2 separate regions of the Homo sapiens genome follow, and region 1 is linked to region 2. A link is a contact called in ENCODE Hi-C data. All regions are on one chromosome and are shown on one strand. Each heading gives the region's core, a stretch centred on a gene start or an enhancer-like site at or near the end of the contact. The rest is flanking DNA. Distances are from core to core; before and after follow the strand shown. Region 1 holds the start of UNC45A (unc-45 myosin chaperone A). Region 2 holds the start of AP3S2 (adaptor related protein complex 3 subunit sigma 2).

Region 1 (4,131 bases), core at 1,256-3,755, 1.0 Mb after region 2:
AAGCCTGGCTCTTTGGGAGCCCACAGTCTGTGGAAAAGAGGAAGACAGACAAGAAATAAGGCAGTGGCCTCACAGTGCTCTGAATCCAGGGTGGCCAAGGCTCAGGGGACTATGGGAGCGGGAAGAAAGAACAATCCCCACACCCTCAGAGTCAGAGACAGCTTCTCCCAGAAGCTCCCCCCAAGAACCATCTTCAACCTGTAAAAGCTCTGAAAATTCTCCAAGTGTTCTAAAAATAGTTCTCCCTGTAGGGATGGGCCAGGTTCTGTGGGCAGGGGAGTCTACCTTTGGACCCTCCAGGAGACCCTAGGGCCTGACCTGAAAAATCAGAGCCTTCCCTGGGAGCCCTGCCTAATTGCTTCAGACTTAGGCTCCCAGGTAGCTGTGACGTTTCTGCAGGAACTGCCTTTGTTTGTCCTCAGTGTTGCAGATGAAATTTGCCTTGTCTTCTTATGCTATGAGAGCTCCTATTTCAGTCTCTAGGCATCTTCTGTGGGCCCCTGGGGTGATGAGTGTTGTCACTGCTGTCCTGGGAGCATGATGTTGTCAGGCCTGGGTAGGCACTGGAATAACACTTAATTCTGCTGGCTGGTGGCCTTCTGGAGAAATTCCCTGCCTTAGGGGCAGCTGAGGGGTAAGAGAGACCTGGTGATCCCCATAGAACTTCTCTGTGAGAGGGGGTTCCCTATTAGCTAAGTATACTCTAATCAGACATGTAGCTTTTGTGTTCTGGCTGGTAGCTGGGGCAGATAAGGCTCAGGGGAAAGGCTAATGAAAGGAGTCACCCTTGGTTTTCAGCTAGTCTTGGTGGTTGCCACGTAGCAGAGGTTAGGGAGGGAAGCCCCACATGCTGGAACTGAGGTCTCTGGGACCTGAAATAGGAGGGTCAGAATTCCCAGAGCTTCCATGGCAGCCTGGAAGTTGGAGAATGGGTAGAAACATATTTGGCTGTAAATGCTTGTTTGTTCTTCATACTAATGGCTCAGCTGCTCTCTCATCCCTCATTCTGTCCTCTAGTCCTTTGAGCCTTCTCTCCTTCAGCAGTTTGGCAATGCAGGCCCCACGTTTTCCAACAGGAGACAGAAACCCAGTCCCTGTCATCTCTCTCTAAAAGCCTGTGATAGAGAAGCTTCAGGCTCGTATTAATGGTGCCCAAGGGCCTTGGGGCTTTGACTTTTATTTCCTTATTGTCTGCAGTCACGGCCTAGAAAGAGAGATGTTGGGGTTCCCAGGACCAGGACAGAGGTGGTAGTGAACTCTCATGGGCATCCAGAGAAGGTCAGGCCCCTTGCTGACAGGCCTATCTGTGGGGCTACTGCTGCTCTTCAGCTGGGTGACCCTTGTCCAGCCAACCTCTCTCTCAGGTACAGCACTTACCCCTGTGGCCCACCTGCCTCTGGTGCTATGGGCTATTCCTGGGAACTGGAACTGATGGGGATGGGTGGAAGGGCATCTTTTCTTCTGGTAGGGGCTGATCTCTTTTACTCTCCAGTAGGGGTGGAGTGAGCTGTGGAAAGGCCCCTCCTGCTTGTCTCTAGCACCCCCACCTCTCTCTTCAGCTCTGGTCCACCACCCTCACTTGTGCCAGACCACCCGGGATGTCCATGGCCGTCACTACCCTGGTTTCTTTTGCCCTCGTCTGTCTGATTCTCCAGAGGAAGCCTACTGCTGCCACCTGCAGGCTGCAGGGGGCTCCTGCTGCACCCGGGCTGAATTTGAGGCCCTGTACCAAGTCAATCTGTCCGCTCTTCCGCCCCCGCCCATCCTCAGGTGAGATCTCCAACCCCAGAGCCACTGGAACATCGACAGGGTGTTCCAGTATCTGGGGCTCTGTTCCTAAATTATGGGGTGGTAGGCTTGTAACTTACAGACTAGTGAAGGGACAGACCGCAACAGAAAATCATGTAGATCATGATTACAATTACAAAGGAGAAGTTCAGGGGGCTGTGCAAGCTGGTAATGGGGAGCCATCCTGAATCTGCCCATGGGTGGCTCTAGGATGAGCTCCTAAATTCGTATGCAAATGTGTGTATGTAAGACGACACTTATTTGGGGAGGGAGTCCTGAGCTTTCTCCGGACTCCCAGGGATTCTGTACCCCCCACAGAGCGCAGCAGCGAGAGCGCGGTCGGGGCCGGGATCCAGATACTTTTTCTCTCCCGCAGGGGCCCAGGCCCGCTCCTAGTGCTGGGCCTCTACAACCTACTGGTTGTGACCCTGATGACCGTAGACCTCGTGCACTTCTGCTGCGGTCGGGGCCGGAGTCTGGGCTGGAGCCACCGCAGGCCTCCCTCTGGGTCCTCCGCCGCGAGCTCCCTGCAGGTCTCTGCGGGGACAGCTTAGGTGCGCCCGGAGCTTGCCTGCACCTGCGATCCAGAGCCAAGCGCCCCGCCCCTGCCCGGGCGCGCTCCCTCCTTAGCCCTGCCCCTCTCTGACCCCACCTCCGACGCAAGAGTGGGGCGGGGCAGCTGCCGGTGGCGTCCCGAACCCAGACTCGCCCCGCCCCAGAGACTGCGCCTGCGCGGGCACGAGACAACCTCTCCGCGATGACTGTGAGTGGTCCAGGGACCCCCGAGCCCCGGCCGGCCACCCCCGGGGTGCGTACCCAACCCCCGCGCCATCACCCCTTCGCACCCGCCCTGACCATCCCTGGCCTCCTTCTCCCCATCCATGAGGCTCGCCCCGATCCCTCCTCTCCTCTCCCCTTAGCTCCCGGGCTCTGCCCCGAACCCCCTCCGACGTTTCCGCCCCCTTTCTCTCTACAGGCCAGCTCAGTGGAGCAGCTGCGGAAGGAGGGCAATGAGCTGTTCAAATGTGGAGACTACGGGGGCGCCCTGGCGGCCTACACTCAGGCCCTGGGTCTGGACGCGACGCCCCAGGACCAGGCCGTTCTGCACCGGAACCGGGCCGCCTGCCACCTCAAGCTGGTGAGGGAGCCTGGCGCTCTTCCCCTCGCCCGCCCGGGCCCCGGTTCGCCCATCTAAGCTGATGCTTGGGCCCCAGCTGGACATTCACGCTCCCAGGCCATCCCCGCTTGCCAGATGTTTTTTGCACCTCAGGGTGGTGGGGGATCGGGTGACCTTGGAGAGCGAGAGTACCCCTGCTGCCTGGTTAGTGCCCCGAGAGGGAGATGACCATTCCTTCAGGCTCCTGTCTTTCTCTTACAGGAAGATTACGACAAAGCAGAAACAGAGGCATCCAAAGGTAGGGGAATGGTGGGCCCTGGTGTGGAGCTGTAGGGCTTCTGTGGTGGGCAAGGACTCTGGGACCGCTGCACCGTCACATTCTCCTCCTTTGGCCCCAGAGACACATCTGCCTTCTTTCTTTCCCACTGCCTCGGGCCTTTCCTTTTCTGCAGCTACCCTCACCTTTTCTGAGGCTGAAGCACCGAGCCCCACATTCGTCCCCCCCACCTTCTTCTGGCCTTTCCTCGAGATCTTTCCCTACTGCTCTTGCCTGGAGACAGTGGCCTCATGGGTGCTGACAGCGCTCCTGTTTGTGCTCAGCCATTGAAAAGGATGGTGGGGATGTCAAAGCACTCTACCGGCGGAGCCAAGCCCTAGAGAAGCTGGGCCGCCTGGACCAGGCTGTCCTTGACCTGCAGAGATGTGTGAGCTTGGAGCCCAAGAACAAAGTTTTCCAGGAGGCCTTGCGGAACATCGGGGGCCAGATTCAGGAGAAGGTATGTGAGTGACCCAGAGAGGTGGAAGCATTGACTGGTGGTGAAGGGGTCTGGGCCAGGGGTGTAGACACAGTTCTCCAGACGAGATCCCGGTGGCAAGTGAACCTTGCCTGTGGCCAGGGAAAAGCAAATTAAGATGACAGCACATTACTGTTGATTTGGAGGTCTGTCTGGCAGATATTTAAAAGTTTGTACACTTTTCGAGAAGGAGAGAGGCAGACACATCAGTGGTGAGGCTGGGGGCCAAGGGCTCTCTGATGACTGCTGGAGGGGTATAAATTGGTACAGCTCTTTTCGAGAGTACTTTAGCATATCTATTCAATTTCAAATGAGCGTATCTTGTGATCCCATATGTTTACTTCTTGCTGTTTCTCTCAGAGAAACCTTGTCCACGTGCACAAGTAGACATGTGTATGTTTATTTCAGCCTTTTTTGTAGTAAGAAAAACTT
Region 2 (4,521 bases), core at 386-2,885:
CTGAATTGTCCCCTTTAAATAAGTAAACTGGGGCCGGACACAGTGGCTCATGCCTGTAATCCCAGCACTTTGGGAGGCTGAGTCCGGTGGATTGCTTGAGCCCAGGAGTTCAAGACCAGCCTGGGCAACATAGAAAGACCCCGTCTCTATAAGTAAATAACATAAAATAAATAAGTAAACAGTATGGCATGTTAGTTTTATCTCAGTAACCCTGTTAGAAAAAAACTAGGGGGGAAATTTGCATACACACAAATGCAAATACAAATAGTTACGCTGAATACTCATATACATACATATATATATATACTTTTTTGTGTGTGTGTGTGATGGAGTCTCGCTCTTTCGCCCAGGCTGGAGTGCAGTGGCGCTATCTTGGCTCACTGCAAGCTCCGCCTCCCGGGCTCACGCCATTCTCCTGCCTCAGCCTCCTGAGTAGCTGGGACTTGGAGGTGCCCGCCACCGCGCTTGGCTAATTTTTTGTATTTTTAGTAGAGACGGGGTTTCACCGTGTTAGCCAGGATGGTCTCCATCTCCTGACCTCGTGATCCGCCCGCCTCGGCCTCCCAAAGTGCTGGGATTACAGGCGTGAGCCACCGCGCCCGGCCTGAATACTCATATTTTTACCTCGATGTAATCTACTTAATAAAATGTAATCTAGCTTTAAAAATCTTATGAAGGAGTAAAATTATTTTTTCATTTCTAATTGACAAAAGACAATAAAAGTCTGAAAAGGGTTTATTAACTTGTCAACAGACGCAAGAGTAGAAAAGGTGGAGCTGAAGCCTGAACACGTTTTCTGGCTCTTTCCCCTCTTCAGTTCCACCAGTCCCCCAATTATGTAACATTTTGAAACCCTGCCATGAAGAAATATAATCTTCGAAGACAGGAAGCAAATACTGATGTTTATGTGTTTGCAAAGGAACGTGTTGGGAAAATTCAAATTTACGTAATCACTTATTGAGCCCTTATGCGGCAGCATTTATAATTTCTCATCATTTTTCCACTTTTAAACTGATTTTCTTCAACCCTAAGAGTGAAGGGTATCTAGTCTCTGGAAAGTCCCAGCCAACACTGAAGCAAAATAATTCCAAAAAAAAAAGAACTTTTCCAGTTCTGGCTATAACAAAAACTTTCAGAAACTTAATATTTCTTCCTCATGAAACTGTGGTCAACAACCAAAAAGATGACAGAATGTGACTTCAATCACTCAAGTTCTCATCGAGGCACACTCCCCACTGTCGCTTCTATCTCGTTCCCAGAGACCCACGGGAAAATGTCACAAAATGGCACAGAAATGCCAGGATCAAGAAAAGGGTCAGCGAGAGCGGGGCAGTAGGGCGGGAGACAGAAGGCCTGGCACCAGCCTGCGCCTAGATTAAATGCTTAAGTAGGGCGAGGGTCATGCTCGGTGCAGGAGCCCCAGGTGACCAAAGAGCGGTGCCCCCGGGCGCCGAGAGGCCAAAGAGGAGGGAAGACATAGTGGGCGCCCTGAAGGGGCGTGGTGAAGCCGGGCCGCACTCACGAAACGCTGGTAGAAGCGGACTAGCCGTGGCTTCCCATGGTTGTTGAAAACCAGAATCGCCTGAATCATCTTTGCCAGCCACGGTTCTCTCAGCACCGGCTACTCCCAGAAAGCTCCTCCTTCCGCCACAACACGATCACTTCCGGTTGGTGCGCTGCTGAGAGCGGCACTCGGAAACTTGGCCCCGGCGCTCACGAGCCCTAGCACCCAAGGGTCCGGCCTCTCTGACGCCTTGGAGGGCAGGTGCGGATGCCGAGGAGAGTGGTCACCTCGGCCAGCGTTGGTTGGCCAGTCAGGATGCGAATCCGGATCTATGTCCCTCGCCCAGACCGACGGCTGGCCCCAGAAGCCGAAACGACCGTCAGCCGGGTTGCCAAAACGGAGAGGCGGCGGGAGCTTGCTTTTCTCACCGCCCGCTCCAAATCATGCACTCCCGCCATCCCCTTAGCGCTCGCAGAACGTTCCGCGGAGTGGAGACGCCGGTCATTCGGCCGTTCGTCGGTTATGGAACATTTCGTTCATTTTAATTTTTCAGTATTATAATGCTGCAGTGAATTACGTAGCTGTCTCTCCGTGCAGATGGGCTGTTCCTCTATGGTAGACGGTGAATGGTGGAATTAAGGAATTTTTAGTGCATTTCCATTTAAAATCCCAAATCGATCAAGTTCTTATTTTTGTTTGTTCTTTTAATGACCCAGTGTGGGTGAAGTGGAGCATGTCCGTATACTGCAGATGGAGCAGCGGATACAGATGCAAATCGATCCAGAGGACTGTTTGGCGATATGGATCAGAAGCCTTTAAAATATATAACAGTCCGGGCGCGGTGGCTCACGCCTGTAATCCCAGCACTTTGGGAGGCCGAGGCGGGCGGCTCACTTGAGGTCAGCAGTTCGAGACCAGCCTGGCCAACAAGGTGAAACCCCGCCTCTACTAAAATTACAAAAATTAGCCGGTTGTGGTGGCGCGCGCCTGTAGTCCCAGATACTTGGGAGACTGAGGCAGGAGAATGGCTTGAACCCGGGAGGCGGAGGTTGCAGTGAGCTGAGATCACACCACACTGCACTCCAGCCTGGGTGACAGATATATAACATATATATATATATATATAAAACATTAGACTCAGCGTTTCCAGCTCTAGAATTTATGATAAAATGATTGTGGATGTGTGAAAAGATTTAGCCTGAGGAACATACATTTCTGCCAGAGTATCTTCAGAACAGTAAAAAAAAGAAGAAAAAAATATATATCTCAGCAGTGTTATTACAGGGGAAAATGGGAAGAAAATTATTACAAAAATGAGAAATTGGTTAAGTGCATTGTTCTACATTGAATATGAGAAATATTAAATAGATAATAAAAATCATGCTGGGAAAGATTTATGATACGGAAGTGTTCATGACACCTGTTAAGCTAAAAGATTACACAAAGTATGTACAGGGACAACCCACTTTGCTCAAGATTGGAGGCAAATACACCAAAATATGAATCATGTATCTGATGGAATGGCAGAGTCAGGGTGTTTGATCTGTACAGGACCCTGGAACCACACTGCCCTGATTCAAAGCATGGTTCTGCGGACTGCCTGGGCACCCTGGGCAAGTTTCCCCATCTGTAGAAAAGGTGTAATATCAGTTTCCTAAACTGGAAAACTGGAAAATGAGTCTACTGACTTCAGACAGTTGTTATAAACACAAAGGGAGTTAGTATAATATTTGTAAGCACTTGGACAGTGCATGGCACATAACTGAGTACCACATAAGTGATTTAAAAACATCTTTGGGTGGTAGGATTATCAAGTTTTCCTTTTTTTCCTTCAAAGAAATATGTACTACTTTTGCAGCCAGAGTTCTGGGGTTTGCTTGTTTGTTTTTCAGAGATAGGGTCTTACCCAGGTTGGAGTGCAGTGGCACAGTCATACCTCACTGTAACCTCAAACTGCTGGCCTCAGGCAATCCTCCAGCCTCAGTCTCCCAAACCGCCACCACGCCTAGTCCAGTTTTTTGTTTGTTTGTTTGTTTGTTTGTTTGAGATGGAGTCTCACTCTGTTGCCCAGGCTGGAGTGCAGTGGCACAATCTTGGCTCACTGCAACCTCCGTCTCCCGGGTTCAAACAATTCTCCTGCTTCAGCCTCCCCAGTAGCTGGGATTACAGGCACATGCCACCATGCCCAGCAAATTTTTGTATTTTTAGTAGAGATGGGGTTTCACCACATTGGCCAGTCTGGTCTCAAACTCCTGACCTCAAGTGATTCACCCATCTCAGTCTCCCGAAGTGCTGGGATTACAGGCGTGAGCCACTGCGCCCGGCATGGCCCAGTTTTTAAATAAATAAAAACCAAAAGTCAGTTGCACTGAAACTTGACAAAATGTTTAAAATGTTGAGGAAGAATATCAAAGAAAATTCTGAAACAGAATTATGAAGAAGAACTAGCTCTGCCAACTATGAAAACCTACTTTGATGGTTCAAATTGTAATTATAGGAAGAATAACTGAAATATTATAAATAATTTAGGCATAAAATAATTTTAATATGTGATGTAGGAGTGGGAAGGAATTCAGTAAATACTATTAGGATAACTGGTTAGCAATTTGAAAATAAGTAGTTAGGTATAAAACCAGATAATAACCTAAACAGAAGAAAGCGAAATTGAATAAGATCCAAAAATCTGTATTAGCTTAGAAGCAATAAAAATCACAAAACATCAACAGATATATAAAGTTTTTTTATAAAAAGAATTATTTAATGGAAAAATCGTTGTTAAAATATGGCAAATGGTTATATTTAAAATGCAAATAACTGATAAACTAAAAAGATAACACTCCCCATCTCCCCAGTAGATAAATGGACGAAAGAACGAATAACAAAGGGAGAAATACAGCTAGGAAAAGGAAAAAATGTTTAAGCTCACTATAAGTGGGGGAAAGGCAAATTAAAATATATTCAAATATTATTTTCACCTCATCAAAAATCATTTTAAAAATGTTTTCATACCCAATTCT

What was found. A loop is a pair of places that touch in the nucleus more often than their neighbours do. Pooled maps may share reads with other maps.
Region 1: a loop to region 2 is called in a map of B cell, with 13 times the contacts of the local background. The contact joins the promoter of UNC45A here to the promoter of AP3S2 in region 2. A Hi-C loop is called at or near these places in 6 of 168 maps with a recorded cell type or tissue (B cell, CD4-positive, alpha-beta T cell, CD8-positive, alpha-beta T cell and 1 more), 2 of 37 single-sample maps with no recorded cell type and 15 of 50 pooled maps.

The regions. Positions count from the first base shown.
Region 1 is chr15:90,932,780-90,936,910 of GRCh38, forward strand. It overlaps UNC45A (unc-45 myosin chaperone A), which reads left to right and starts at 2,506. Exons shown (of 20, transcript NM_018671.5): 1 at 2,506-2,596; 2 at 2,765-2,926; 3 at 3,167-3,203; 4 at 3,506-3,681. The coding sequence starts at 2,546. RefSeq lists an enhancer at 1,592-1,691 and a silencer at 2,322-2,721.
Region 2 is chr15:89,892,359-89,896,879 of GRCh38, forward strand. It overlaps AP3S2 (adaptor related protein complex 3 subunit sigma 2), which reads right to left and starts at 1,636. Exons shown (of 6, transcript NM_005829.5): 1 at 1,523-1,636. The coding sequence starts at 1,591. The region is part of intron 5 of ARPIN-AP3S2 (ARPIN-AP3S2 readthrough); the gene reads right to left. ARPIN (actin related protein 2/3 complex inhibitor) reads right to left here. Exons shown (of 6, transcript NM_182616.4): 6 at 2,648-4,521. RefSeq lists enhancers at 1-674, 1,667-1,816, 2,171-2,918.